Linked DNA regions of Homo sapiens: all the other regions are linked to region 2. Evidence: chromatin loops called from intact Hi-C (ENCODE). Cell type or tissue: dorsolateral prefrontal cortex. All regions are shown on one strand.

Region 1 (5,000 bases), 170 kb before region 2:
TATTTAACAGATTCTAAAATACTTTTGAAAAGCCAACCTTGCCGAAGCTGTATGAGATGTTTCTGTTAATTAATGGAGCCCGCCAATTTGCCAAATGCTGTGTGATCCCCTCAGCAGCATAGATGAACCTGCAGGGCCCCTCCTGGGTGTCCTTTCAGGGCTGACCTCAGAAGCCTGACCCTAAAGCTTCACTTTGCCTATTACCTGTGGCACCCTAGCCTTTCTCCAGTGATAAGAAATTTCCCAAACAAAGAAAAAGGGAAGAACATTAATGGCATTAAGAGTTTTGTAAAACATGCACATGAAGGCTTTCAGCTTATTTGGCATTGCAAACCTATCCTTTTTTTAAAAAAAGAAGACAAGCATAGCCTACCCAGAACTCATAGTACCTGGCCTCTACCTGTAATCAGGGGGACTCCCGTAATGCACCCAAGACTGAAAGAGAAACTGAAGGCAGCGGCAGGCGGATGATAAACTGTGGGCTCTGACCGTGGTGTCACGGGGAGTTACGTGTGGAATCCTGGTTGCAGGGGACAGTGGGGTCAGCCTGGGCTGACATAATTCATCCTTCAACTCAGAGGGCATTGGAGCTTGGGAAGTCAGGGATATTTTCTCCTAAGACAATGCTGTTTGGCTTCTTTTTCAGCATAATAAATTGATTTTGCTTTGAGAATGCTGTGGCCTGCATGAGGTTGGCAGGGGGCATCTGAGGGGCAGGCATCCCCGGAGCTGTGAGGCAGGAGCAGTGGCGCAGGTGTGGGACACCAGCTGAATAAGAACTTCAGGAGGAAAAAGAAGAAGCCAAAGGTGTCTAACAAATAAGGAGAGAATCTTCCTAAGGGGAAGTTCCAAGAAACTACGTAAACAAGCCCTTTGTGTGAGATCCAATCAGCAGAGAGCAGCTAAGAGAGCGGAGGCCTGGGGTTCGGTCACCGGGGCTCCTTTGCTAGCCTCAGAACCAACAGCAGGGCAGGCAGAAGCCAGGGACCTTCAGCTAAGGGGGTGATAAGGCATGGAGGTTGTCAGGATTGCAGAGTGATTCTATGTGTGAAATGTCTCAGGTTTTATTCATTACAAAGTGAGTACAAATTAAAATGGTAGAACAAATGGGTATGATGGCAAGCTGCAGGCTTTTTTCTGTTCCGAGATTAACTGCCTATTTTTCAACTGTTGGCTTTAGTGTTTCACCACCGCCTTCCATAACTACTATGTACAAGTATAAAATGAATAGTATTAAAAATAATGTTTAAAGTAATGTAATTATACAAATAATTTCAGTTTAAATGCATATTCCTTATTATGCAGATTGGTTTAACGGCCCCATACTTTGATGGAGTGCTCCGTTGACACAATGTTGATCTTTGGTGCTATATTATCTAGATTATTTAGCGCATCTCTTCCTAACAGCATGTTGCCTTACTAAAGAGTAAACTGTGAGGTCTGGCCCTCCATACTCACTGTTCCCTTAATTTCAGTCTTCTTTATCAAGACAGAGGCATGTTATAAGCAGGAAGACCCTAAGAAGTGAGATCACAGTGATGTAGTCCTTCATTTTTCTTCGAAATCAGAATGAGATCCAACAGAAACAATAACCATTGTTTACAGAATTTTTATAAGAAATACTAGCGGTAGGTTGAGATTCCATTCCCTTCTCCCTGGGTCAAGCCCACCTATGGAGGGGCTGGGAGAAAAGGGAACACCCAAACGCATTCTTCATGAAAAGGAGGGAGTCTGTGGATCAGGAAACCGAGTGGGGACAGAGGGGCCTGAGAGCGCGGTGTCTCAGAGAGAGGTGCGTGTGGGTCGATTCCAGCACCCCATGTGGAAGCCAAGCTGCTTCAGCATCTTACGATCTGGGCTCCAGCTAGGGCATAAAACAGTAGGACTGTGTGGATCAAATTCAATTTTGCCAACATTATTGAGTGCTCATTATGTTCCAGGCAATGAATGAAGCACTGGGGATACTATTATGAATAAGACTCATTCTGCTTGGGACTTTGAGAAATGTATAGGGCTGAAGAACAGGAACATAAACAACCGTGACAAATGGCAGAGCATGACAAGCCTTTGGGAGGTATCCCACAGGTTGATAAGAATCCAAAGAAGGAGAAACTATTCTGGGGGTGGGAAAGGGAGCAGCATAGACTTAATGTAGAAGGGTGCATTTGAAGCAAGTCTTACGAGTTGAACAAGAGTTGGAGAGACAGAGAAGCATGAAGGCAAATTCCCAGGAACGTGCCTGTGAACACACACAAGATGGAAATATTTGTGCCAAATAGGGACAGGTGTACTCAACTGCTTAGACAGTGGGGGTCTCTAGAGGATTTGGGGCAGGGGAGTCACACAGCCAGAGCTGAGTTCAGGGGGCTTGCCTGAGCACATGTGCAGAATAATCAGAAAGCCAAGAGGCATGCAGACAGCTCCAGTGCCATCATTTAAAAATGCGCTCTTGGAGAAGGTGGAGACAGCTGATGGAGAAAAGAAACTGTGCAGATAGGAGGGCCTGCAGAGTTTCACCATGAGAGGGCAGAGGTGAAAGGAGAATGCATGGTCAGAGAAGCTTCCTGACCACAAAGTCTGATGACCACAGGGTGGGCAGAGCTGCTTAGAGAATTGGAGGGTGAGGAGGGCTGGCCAGGGGATGCAGCCTTGGCCTGGTTGCCTCTGATGGGCTTTGTCACATGGCTGCGCTGAGTGCACATCTGTCAGATAATAACCAGTGTTTCCTCCTCCAACGTTTACACCAGGTTATACTGTAGATGATTGTTTTGCTAATTCATTCCTTTCCCAATTAAATCCTTGTATTCATCATCTATGTCTGTGTAACAAATTATACCAGTACTTAGTTGCCTAAAATAACTCATTTAGTATCTCACAGTGTCTGTAGGTTTGGGATTCAGGCCTGGCTGGGCTGGATCCTCCCTCATAGGGTCTCTCACAGGCTGCAGCCCATGGTCACTTGGGACCTCAGTTCTCTCGGGGTTCCAGCAGGCCGATTGCCTCCTGGTTTCTGCAGCGACTGTTGCCAGGACTCGGTTTCTCTGAGGCTGTGGATGGAGGTGCTGCCCCTTGCTGGCTGCTGGCTGAGGAGCCCTCTCCACTCCTAGCCCAGGGCCAGTCAAAGCAAACACAAGGGGCAGTGGGGTGAGGACCTGCAGGGGAGCTCTCAGTGTTTTCTAACCTGATCATGGGAGGGACATCCCATCACTTGTTGATGTATCCTGTTTTTCACACACAAGGCAGTCATCCGGTTACACCGAAGAGAGGCATGACCAGGAGATGGGGTAAGCAGGAACTCTGGAAGAGCTGCCTGCTCCCTTCTTTAGGACAAGAACTGAACTTTCCATTCCTTATTAGCCCTCTCAGTCTATACTAAAATGAGTATGGGAAGTCATCAGCACATGGGCTTACTGATGGAGTGGTCTCCCTCCCCTCTAAGAACTGAACTTTCCGTTCCTTAGTAGCCCTCTCAGTCTATACTAAAATGAGTATAGGAAGTCATCAGCACATGGGCTTACTGATGGAGTGGTCTCCCTCCCTTCTAAGAACTGAACTTTCCATTCCTTGTTAGCCCTCTCAGTCTATACTAAAATGAATATAGGAAGGCATCAGCACATGGGCTTACTGATGGAGTGGTCTCCCTCCCTCTAAGAACTGAATTTTCTGTTCCTTAGTAGCCTTCTCGGTCTACACTAAAATGAGTATAGAAAGTCATCAGCACATGGGCTTACTGATGGAGTGGTCTCCCTCCCCTCTAAGAACTGAACTTTCCTTTCCTTGTTAGCCCTCTCAGTCTATACTAAAATGAGTATAGGAAGTCATCAGCACATGGGCTTACTGATGGAGTGGTCTCCCTCCCCTCTAAGCTCTTTTATTCCCCCGGTTTCCTGCCCACATCCCTGGCCCCAGTGCTGATTCTTTTTTCTGTTCTAATCAGTCCTGCTCCTCTCCAAAGTGTCAGATTTCTCAGTCCTCTTCCTTGTTGCTGGTCTGAAAAATTGTACGATTCCAGATTCTGGTTAAACCGGTTTCCTATAGAGTGAATCGCCTTGCAGGAAAGGTGGCTTGCAGTGGCAGTGGATAGGCTTTTGGCCACTGTGACCTGATTAATTCAGTCACTTCAGACTGTGTGGTAGATGAGCTCCTGGGCCCTGCAGGCCTGTGTTGGTCCCACCTGGAAAAAGGTGAAGACAGCTGTGACAGCGGGCTGTGGGATCTCTGCTCATTGGGGCCATTCCTGCGCATGTGCAGGCCATCCTGCTGCCAGCTGTATTGCATATCAGGAAATGTAACTGGTTGGCACCACTCATGAACCACCTGATTGCTACCCAGGGCAAGAGCTGAGTGGGGGATTTGCATCTACAAGTGAGCACAGGCGTAAAGGGTTGAGAAAAGCCGCAGCACTTAGGAAGGGCAGGTATTTCTTCAAAGCAAAAGTATTCCAACTGGCTTAGAGTGCATTGCATTTAAAACCAGTGAAGACACCTTCCACATCATCCCTAGCAGTGACATTGGCAGCTTTCTAGGTGTGTGCAAGCTCACAGCTTGTGTGCACCGGTCTCTGGGTTCTCATGGTGACTCACTTTTCAGAGCCCATGCTGAGGAATCACAGTATCCCTTCCACTCCTTTCAGGCCCCTTGAGATGCATCTTGATTGGGAGGAGAGAGCAGGGTTGGCTTACAAGATGCCAGCATCTGCCTGATGTTCTTCTGTTCTAGTCAGGCATGAGGTCTTGGGCGATGAGGAGATTGCTTAGGGAGGTGGGCTATGGTGTTTGTGCTGACCAGCATATCTGAAAGCCACTGGTTTTATTCCTAATCATGCAATAGTCTTCCCTTTACAACTTGGGAAATTTCAAAGAGGTTGCCTTGTTTTCCGAAGGGTTTATATATATCCCCAGTAAGAAGCTATGCTATGTGAACAGCATTATGATAAAATTCCAGTGCATTACTCCTGGAACTCTGTCCCCTCACTAACATGGCTATTGATTTTTTAGTTC
Region 2 (5,000 bases):
CTTCTAGCTCATCCTATTTAAAGAATAATAAAGCACTTGATTCCTAAAGGAAGAGTGATTATTTAATTCATTTTATTTAAAATTAAGGTTTGTGGTTCTGTATTCATCTACCCACCACACGTTCATAATGCTGTGTGTTTCCAAAGCACAGGCATGTTTTTAAAATCCCCAGCCTCTGTGTTGTTCTATGGCTAATCAATACTCCATGCTTGTGCATGGGTAATATCTGTGAGGCCCTCGCTCCCCTAGCCCATCAGGAAAGAGTCAGTTCTGTGTTCTCTGAACTCCCCAGCTCCTGGCTCCAGCGCCTCTGCTGTGTGAGGCCCTTAGCATAGAGTCCCGTCAACCTTCTTTCTCTGGCCTTTCATGTAGGGTCTGTAGGGTCCAGTCAACCTTCTTTCTCTGGCCTTTCGTGTAGGGTCCGTAGGGTCCAGTCAACCTTCTTTCTCCTCCCATGTGTGTTTTCCTGGCCATGCCCATCACAAACGTTTGTAGGACTGTCTATCATGAGCGACCTGGCCTTTGTTAAATGACTGCATTTTCATGTGCCCTAACCGTGCCTCTGTTTTAACACTGGCTGTTCTCTTTGCCTCTCCCTGTCAAGTCCTTGCCATGCATGAAAGTGTCCTCAAGTGCCCCACTCCGGGCTGCACGGGGCGCGGGCATGTCAACAGCAACAGGAACTCCCACCGAAGGTAAGCCACGCGTGGGTCACTGGTGTGGGAGGGAGCACCGGCTGCTCTCCATGCCTTCTCCTTCCTGGGGGGCCTACCACGCTCCATATGGTGCTCCCCACCGTGCTCCCCAAGTGCGGGCACCTCCATATAATGCACGGGAGTGAAAGCACTCCACGCCCTTGTGGTGCAAACTGGATGGTTTTAGTTGCCCCACCCACCTTATCATAGCAGGGTATAGTATCAGGAGTGGAAACCATGACCATTTACAATGGCTGGAAGGAAGGAGACCAAGCCTTCGCTGTCCTCCGAGGTGAAGACAGGGCTGTCCTAGTGTTCATTGGACAGGACGTGGCCTGGAATGCAGCACGCCTGTACAGTGTGTAGCTTGGCTTGGCTGCCCTTGGAATTCTATGGAAACCCCAGGTCACAAGTATGGACGTCTTCAGAAAACCTGCAGATGTTTAGCAGGTTGGGGGGTGGTCTGTGGGAGGCTGGGGTGCCAGGGAAATAGATTCTGGACTCCTGCTAACCAATGGACTCAGAACCACTCTTTTGTTTGTGAAAGATCTGAGTTCTCTTTTCCTGTCCTGTGCAGACTTGATAAGAACTACTCAGCTGCCCATAATATTGCGTTCTTATCTGATAACTTTTTTTTTCCCAGAGGCCAAAAAGTGATTCTTTTAAAGTTTGTCTTACAGTCTATGGTTTTATGAGTTCACGTAAAATTGTATCTAAAAGAAGGAAACTGTTACAAGCTTCACTCTAATTTTTGCTTGTCTGACTGGCAAACCTGGTCCTTTGTGTTACATTTATAATGAAACAAATGACCACTGTGCCCTCCAGAGACATTCAGGTGTTTAATCTGCAGAAGCAGGAAATGATCGATAGGTTGGAGAGGTGCGTGCTGTGTGCTGTTCGATGCAGCATCCGCAGCGTCAGGGCCTCCGTCAAACCTCAGCACAGGCGTATTTTTGGGATATGACACATATATGGGGTGAGCGTCTGTGCATATGAGCAGATACGTATGTAGACACCCACAGAGCAGACACGGTGATTTCACATAAAGTGAGCTTGCACACAAAAGAGCCCAGCTGCTGTCTCCTCCGTCTAGACTAAGCCTGAACTATTTGGCTCCACAAAACATTTTATTGCAGTCCTAGAAATCATTCTGCTTTCCTCTCCACTTTCATTTCCCTGCTTGTGGAGAACACCAAAGGGCTAAAGTCAGACAGGCCCCCCAGACGCCACAGTCAATAGCATTTAGGAAATCAGCTTGGAGCTCCATCTTCTGGTAACAGTCAATTCATTGCCATTCTGGGGCTTCAAAACTCATCCTACCCAAGCTGTTAATTCTTCATCTCCAGAAATGGAATCTGTCTACAGTTTTCACCAGCTATGTCCTCCCGAATGCATGGGAGCTGGGATGCTCTCATTGGGAAGGATTGAATACACCTCACACATAGCACTGCCGCCAGCATTCTCTGCTGGAGACCAGCAGAAAGCATGCACCTGGAAACATGACTACCTCCCCCTCTCCCAGTCCACCCATCAGGACTGCCTGTGCCAGGTTTGGGAAACTACCCCTCCCTCACCAGCTCCACCTGCATCAGGGTCTTGGTGCTAAGGGAGGATTAGTGTGCTGTGAAGGTGTTTGAGGCGGGACCATTCAACCCGCTTTCTGTGATTGCAGCCTCTCCGGATGCCCGATCGCTGCAGCAGAGAAACTGGCCAAGGCACAGGAAAAGCACCAGAGCTGCGACGTGTCCAAGTCCAGCCAGGCCTCGGACCGCGTGCTCAGGTACCCAGCAGGAGTGCACCATCCGTGAGCTCTATCCATAGTCTGCCCCACACCTCGGAGCGCTGGGGACACCCGCTCAGGGCATGTCCCTACAGCAGCAGGGGCAGGGACTGGAGGGCGGGGCTGTGCTGGAAGCCGGGGCCAGGACCCCTCACTCCAGGCCAGGCTGTGTGAGGGCAAGGGTGTCATTCTTCCCCTGGTGTCTGCGGATTCGCTGTGACAATTTACATGAGAGAATTGGAGGAAATCATTTCTGGTTTTGTTTCTGGACCTGGTATTTCATGAGTCTGAGTGCTAGATGAAAGGGAAGCTTTGAAAATTACTGAGATGTCCAAGGTAATTTTGTCATATTTTGCAGGATAGGGCCTCACACCAACTAAGGCTGGTGCTGATGTTTCTGACGATGCCAGGGGTATGAGCACCCTGTGCACACGTGTGGAAGCTCTCGCGTGCAAAACCGGCAGAGCTCCCTCCTGTTACGCCCAATGCCCTGAGGTGTAGGTGGGAGTAGGTGTTGTCACCTCCGTTTGGCAAGTGAGAAAATCCAGAGTGCGGAGGTTAAATGACTGACCCGAATGTTACAGTGGGTCAATCAGTGTTACAATGTCGCAGATCATCCGGCTGAAACCACTGTTTTATTGAAGTTTTGGGAGGATAAGCTCCCCATTCACTCAGCCCTTCTATACAGCTTTCATTCTTACGTGTTGTTTGAAATCCTCATCTACATGAAAACTATGACAATTGTCACATATCCTGCCTTTTCACACAACATCACAGCAGAAACACGCGTCCTTGTCTCTATGTAATCATCTTAATTGTCATCTTCACAGCTACGTATATTCTACTGTTCAGATGTACCCCTCAGTGCCAAAACTAGGTTCTAGCTTTGAGGCATTCAGGCTGTTTCCTGCTTTTACTATTAAAGAGAGGGCAATAATACACATTTCTTTCATATATACAGCACTTTGCTTCTGTTATTTCTTTGGCTACTCAGAAGGCTGAGGTGGGAGGATTGATTTGAGCCCAGGAGGTCAAGGCTGCTGTGAGCTGTGTGATTGCACCACCATACTCTAGCCTAGATGACAGAGCAAGAACCTGTCTCAAAAAAATAAAAAAGTAAATTATTTATTTAGGATAAATCTCTTGGAGCAAATCACTGGGCAAACAATATGAATATCCTTTTTGTTCTTGAGTATTATTTCATAACATCCCAAGAAGCTTCTAACGTAGTAATTAAACTCCCTTCCTCCCTGAATAGAAAAGTTAAAATCTTTACAGAAAATTATAAATATTTATTTAAGCAAAAATAAGAAAACAAAGCCATCTATGACCCTACTATCAAGAGATAACTCCTCAATAAATTGTGGCACAGCTACATCTAGAGTTTTCTGCATTTGGGGTCCTGGCCTGAAGTGCCCCCAGAGCACCCATCTCAGGAAGCCACCCTTTCAGGGAAATGCACCCACCTTCCATATGGCAAGACCAAACACTGAACAACTCATAGGCCACCCTCCCTCTCCCCATCAGCCCACAGCTAATTATTGGCAACATGAAAACCACCCCCACCCAATAAAACAGACCAACCCGCGGGGCTGCGTAATCCAGCAAGGAATCGTTATTGGTCAAAGGAGAATTTGAAAGTTGGTAGGGAGAAATTTGTTGCTGAGGGCTTTTATGAATTTTCTTCAGCCTACTTTGGCCAGACCCCCAAGAAGCTGGAAGAACTCTAGTATCTGGCCTTTCTTGGAGTCACCAGGTGACTGCACTGCCCACCTTCGGGCTGCCCTGCTCCCGGGGACTGCTCTGCCCACCTACAACTGCCCACCTTTGGGCTTCCCTGCTCCCGGGGGCTGCACTGACCACCTACGACTGCCCACCTACAGGCTGCCCTGCTCTCGGGGGCCAGCACAGAGTGGGGATTTCAGGGAGAAGCTCATGGCAGCTGGAGACCAGGCATGCATGTAATTGTGAATACCACTTTGTTCAAACACAGCCTCCACTCCGATGTTCCGGCCTGAAGCCTTCTGTGCTGCTCCTGTGGCTTCATATGCAGCATCCCTGTTTCTGGATTGGTGCAAAGAAAACCCCACCAAATGCCAACCGAGCAGAGGCTGGGAGTAACTACTGTGCAGCTGCAGCCGTTCTCCTCTGTGCCTCTGGCTGGAATGGGAACCAGGCCAGGACAGGGCTTTTAACAAGAAGAAAGAGACGCTAGTCTCACTGCAGTGCGAGGTCTCGGGCCAGCCCAGCAATGCACACTGACCAACCACAGCCATTCCTGGTTGTTCAGGGAGGCGCTGGGTGCTGGGCCCTGCACTGGCCCTGCGTGAGACTCCTGCGGGCTTTCCGCCTCCATGGGGCTTACCTGGCATGCTGGGTGTGACAGCTGGAGGACAAGTCCCTGTCCCAGCATGTCTGTATTCCCCACAGGGTCTCCATGTAGGGGTGCTCTTTCAGTGGAAAAGGAAGAGACAGGAAGGAAGAAAAGAGAATGAAGTTAAACCTACAGTCATTTAACTAGTTAC
Region 3 (5,000 bases), 100 kb before region 2:
CCTGTAATGATGGCTCTGTGTGAAGCCCCAGGAGACCCAGCCTGCCTCCCCACCTGGCTGTCTTTCAGGGGAGGCAGCACAGCTGTCGATAGGCCTTTGGACTCAATTATTAGCAAGATTTTAATATCTCCTCCTTTACATTGTAATTTAAGCAGGTAGATGCTTTTAAATTGCCATCTGTGTGGTGAAATTCATGCTAAGAAAATGTGGGTCTGCTTTAATTAGCTGTGCTCTGGCTGATGGATTTCAGAATGCCGTTGCCCAGATTGGCAGGAAATTCAGACACTTAGATGCATGTACTGGTAGCTCCTATGTGGTTTCGTGTCTTCACGTGATCTAGATGATTACAGATGCATGTGCATACATATGTATTTATATATGTTTTGCTTTTCTTATCCAGCATGCCAGCTTCTTTCTCCCTCTTGATTCTAAATATTATTTTTGTCTTTTATTGTCTTTGGAGTTCTTCTTTCACATATGTTTCCCCAGTTCCCACAGAAGCTACCTCATGCATCAGCAGCCACTGAGTGCTGTGACAGAGAAGGGTGTTGGATTCCTGGTTATTTCTACAGAATCCTGGACCTCTGAGGAATTGTCTGGCTTGGCAGCATTTAGAAAAGTGAACAGTGCCATGGCGGCTGTGAGAACTCTTGAGCTAGGGTTTCGTGTGCTTCCCCATCTTAAATTCCAAAGGGCTTTGCTTTGGTGGCTTAATAGGCAGGAGGAGGAATTTCTCTGCTCAGGCATCCAAGTTTTCAGACAGCTTCCCGGCCAGTCTTCCTGAAACAGCCACTTCCTGACCCTCTCCATCTTCTTGCTCTGTGTTCTGGTGTCTGAATGCCTCTCTCCCCTGGCATATCACGTGTCTGTGCATTTGTTTGCCATCCCTGCCTGGGCATCTAAGCTCCAGAGAGCAGTGGCTTTGTATGGTTTCACCACAGCGTTGTCCCCTGCACCCAAACAGTGGATGTGGACAAAGCTCCTAGCACCTAATTGATGAGTGAATCCTTACAAGGCTTTAGCTGACCCAAGATGAATGCAAATCTTCCTTCCTAAGTTGACATTTTATTAAAGAAAACAGTGGATGGTGTGTGTCCTTTTAGGTTCCAGCCCCTCCCTCATTAACTTTTTGTGAAGCTTTCCTTTGTTCTGCTGTACCATGATTGCAGCGAGCCTCCTGACCTGGGAGTCCCACCCATATTCCTGGAGGGACCCCAGTTGGAATGCTTGCCGGAATCTCACTTTGTATGGGTTACACAACATCTGCAAGATAGACAAAGGGCTGCCACTTCACAGGATTGTTGAAGGAAATGAACAAGTGAAATATGAGACAGAACCTGTCCTGGAACCCGGGGCAGAGTGGACAGCCGGTGTGCTGGTGGGAAGTTCCTCCCGCCCCCTCCTTCCCTTGCCTCACAGGCTTCTCCTTCCACCTTTGTTTCCTCATGTGGTTTTCCCTATCTCTAAAACAGCTGCAAAGCCAGAGCAGCTATGAGTCTCTTGAGTTTGCAGAGAACTTTGTAATTCATATAATGCCTTGCACACTTGCTACTTAATGAGGTGCCCTGATGTGTGTTTTGCTTGGAAGGCCCAAAGATAGCCCTTTTAGGATCCTGTTTCACAGCCCAGAAGGTGCAGGCATGGAGGTGAGGTAGCCTTCCAGGTGGTCCAGCTGCGGGAGGAGCTGCCTGGCCTCCCATAGCCATGGCTTCCTTATCTTTAGAGCACGGTGGCAACAACCATGCAAGAACGTGGCCTTTTTGTGAGGATCAAGTGTGATAAGGACGCTGCTGGTGAACATCCTGCATGCTGCGCCTGCACTGTCTCCTTTCCATCATTATCGTGGAGCCCAAATTAAGTCCCCAGAAACAGAGACTCCTCGGAGGCCGTGTGCTTAAAGGCCCTGCCCTTGCACCCATTCTCTTCAGCATTGCAGTGCTCTTGAGGCCATGCATCCCTTTGTAAAACCCGCGTGGTCGAGCTTATGATTCATCCCACACCAGGACACCTGGTATCTATGGATACAAGTGCCAGCCCAGCTAGAAAATTTGCATTTTGAATTAGGGCCGAAAAGATCACCCTAAAACACAATTTTGATTTTAACGCTGTGTCACTCCAAGAAATCCAATAGCCCTTTGTAGGTAAGAAGAGAAAAAAAAGTCCAAATATCTTAATTCGGAGTTCAAAAGCCTTGTATCCTGACTCACCAAAGCCTTTCTTTCTGGCACACTCTCTAGCTTCTGCTTCTCATGGGGCTGATAGCACCCCTCTTAAGGGGAACTCCAGTGAATCTTCTTCCCCGGAAACCTGCCTGCTCCACTTCAGCTCCTGGGATCTAGTCCTCTTGCTCGCCCCAGCATTGGCACTCATTGCCTGCCTTGCTGGCCATTCTTGGCCTAAATACATCTTATCTGCATTCATTTCTTTGCTTCTGTGAGCTCTGGGCTCTGGGCTGAGCACTCAGATTATGAATCAGAGTCAGGCAGGGTGCCCATCCGGGATGCCCAGACACAGATGCTGGAGCTCCTGAGAAGCTGCCAGCAAGCAGACGCCTGTGCTCCCTGCTGCAGAGGAAGGAGGATAAACACCTCCTCACCTTCCATGCAGACACGACCTTCCACCCACTCCTTTGACTCTGGTCTGCTGCTGCTGAGCTCTGCCCTGCACAGTTCTCTCCCAGGATGACCGGCCTTCCCAGGGCTGTCAGCAGTGAAGGGCGGATTATCACGTTTGCTGGAGCACAGGGCTGCTGTGGGCATTAATTAAGTCACTGTTTGGAAGGAACTTGGAGACCGCCCACAAAAGGCGGTTCACAAGGACAAGGGCTGGTTATTAAGGCATTAAATCCCCAATTTGCCACTAGATAGAGGCAGTGGAACTCTCTCTGACTGCTCAGGAAAAAAAAAAAAAACAGGATTCCTGCATATCCCACTGCAGGAAAAAAAATGAAATAATAATGAGATGCACTTTACTTGCTCTCAAAGTTTTATTTCATTTAAAAGGTGCAAGGAGGCAATCTACTCTTGATCTGGTTCTTCCTTAGCAGTTAGTTGTTATTTACTAGGCAAATTGGCTGCATAGGAAAAGGCATGGGCATCCACATTTCTGGTCATATGAATGGAGTTCCAGCAAGATCAAATCCTGTGATGCATGGAGCAAACACTTCTTCACCATCCCTGTGCCTTAAAAAGTTTATGTGGGAAGGACTCCACCTATGACCTTAAACCAAACTGCCCGGGTGCGGACGCAGGCCTCCGTGCAGCAGCATGTGAATGCATGAATGGCACTGCAGAACCCACATGGGTGCTTTGTGTTAGCAGAATTCAGTCCCCCTTCTTGGAGCCCACCTGGGCCAGCAGGGCTCTCCCCTTTCTGGTGAGAATTGCCCCTCATTTCTGAGTACTTCAGCCCAGCGAGATGGAGTTGGTGGCAGCATGCCTCCAGCATGTCCCCGATCTGCAGAGCAGCACATGATCTGAAGCCTGGCTCTGCAGACACTCCCTGATCAACAGCCGAGGTTATAGCCAGAAGCGGAATTCTGAGCATGGCAACATGCATCTGAGCCCTTGTGCCCTCACGGTGACCATGAGCCTCCGGTTCCAGGCTCCAGTGGGCCACACGGGCAATGAGTTTGGGTTAATGTTTCAGGTTCTAGGCTTCAGGTCCTGGCTCACCAGGTGAGGCTGTGAAGAGGCAGAGCCCAGTGGCTGGATGGGCAGGTGTCAGAGGCCCCACAGACACCATTGCTGATGGGTGAGGATCTTGGCCTGGAGCTGAAGGGCACAAAGGGGGTTCCCATGCGTCATTCGAGGGAAGCCTGGCCCCTGAGTCCAGGGAAGAAGTGACCGCTGGGCCCGTGGGAAGTTGAGGCAGGAGTGAGTAGCTCAGGAGGCTTCAGTTGCTTCATTTGTGTTTCCTGAGTGTTCCTTGAGACATCGCATGAATATATCAACAACTTTGAGATATAATTCACATGCCATAAAATGCACCCATTGGAAGTGTACACTTCAGTGGGTTCTAGAATCGCGTGTTCTCCTGTATCTGTGGGATACATTCCAAGACCCCCCGTGGGCACCTGAAACCATGGATAGTGCCAAAACTCCATATACTATGTTTTTTCACATACACACATATTTGCGGTAAAGTTTAATTTACAACTCTGGCCCAGGAAGAGGTTAACAATAATAACTAATGACATGGAGCGATGATAAACAACAAGCCGGCCTCGGTGCTCTATCACCTGGGGCCACCCTGAAGTGCAATGAGGCACCCTGCATACAACACTGCGGTACCACAGCGGTGGCTCTCATGACTGAGATGGCTTCCAAGTGACTGACGGGTGGGTAGGGTGTGCGGTGTGGACGGACGCACTGGACAAAGGAATGATTCATGTCCCAGCCAGATGGAACTGGAGGGCGGGAGATTTCATCACGAGCACACAATGGAAAATTCATCATGGTTTATTTCTGGAATTTTCCGTTGAATATTTTTGGACCATTGTTGACCTTGGGTATCTGAAACCATGAAAAGGAAAACCACAAATAAGCGGGCCTATGATAGTCACAGATACAAACAAGTATCACCCAGTCAACTTTAGAACATTTTCATCACCTCAGAAAGAAACCCCATCACTCCCACATTCCCCGACTCTGGCCCCAAGTGGCCACTAATCTACCTTCTGCCTCTGCAACTTTCTCCATTCTGCACTTGTTATGTAAATGGAATCATTAGACGTGGCCGTGTGAGACTGACTTCTCTCACTTAGCATAATGTGTTAAACCTTCATTTATGTCGTAGCATCTATCAGTGCTTCATAACTTTTTATGGCAGATATATATTTCATTATCTATGAATTCATATATATCCCACATTAGTGAACTTTATTATATAAATCAGCCCCATTCTCTTTGTCCATTCATCAGTAGATGGAAATTTAAGGAGATTCCATTTTGGCTGTCACAAATAAAGTTACAGTAAACATATACAGTCTTTATATGAAT

What was found. Peaks named below come from ENCODE experiments on the same cell type or tissue, not always from the same donor. Only the 100,000 strongest peaks of a DNase experiment are listed, where the experiment ranks them.
Region 1: a loop joins it to region 2, with 2.4 times the contacts of the local background. A loop is called at or near these places in 4 of 110 quality-filtered maps.
Region 3: a loop joins it to region 2, with 5 times the contacts of the local background. A loop is called at or near these places in 6 of 110 quality-filtered maps.

The regions. Positions count from the first base shown.
Region 1 is chr2:2,082,610-2,087,609 of GRCh38, reverse strand. All of the region lies in intron 3 of MYT1L (myelin transcription factor 1 like), which reads left to right. Among named protein-coding and RNA genes, the nearest start is that of MYT1L-AS1, 230 kb to the left of the region's middle. In dorsolateral prefrontal cortex, a CTCF peak has its summit at 2,605; no DNase peak of the experiment used is centred here.
Region 2 is chr2:1,907,715-1,912,714 of GRCh38, reverse strand. MYT1L (myelin transcription factor 1 like) reads left to right here. Exons shown (of 25, transcript NM_001303052.2): 12 at 605-695; 13 at 2,368-2,475. Among named protein-coding and RNA genes, the nearest start is that of PXDN, 170 kb to the right of the region's middle. In dorsolateral prefrontal cortex, CTCF peaks have their summits at 1,749 and 1,954 (motif pointing left); DNase peaks (open chromatin) are centred at 1,692, 1,924 and 4,614; H3K27ac peaks cover 4,624 bases.
Region 3 is chr2:2,012,108-2,017,107 of GRCh38, reverse strand. All of the region lies in intron 4 of MYT1L (myelin transcription factor 1 like), which reads left to right. Among named protein-coding and RNA genes, the nearest start is that of PXDN, 270 kb to the right of the region's middle. In dorsolateral prefrontal cortex, a CTCF peak has its summit at 2,504; DNase peaks (open chromatin) are centred at 2,487 and 4,334; H3K4me3 peaks cover 1,184 bases; H3K27ac peaks cover 5,000 bases.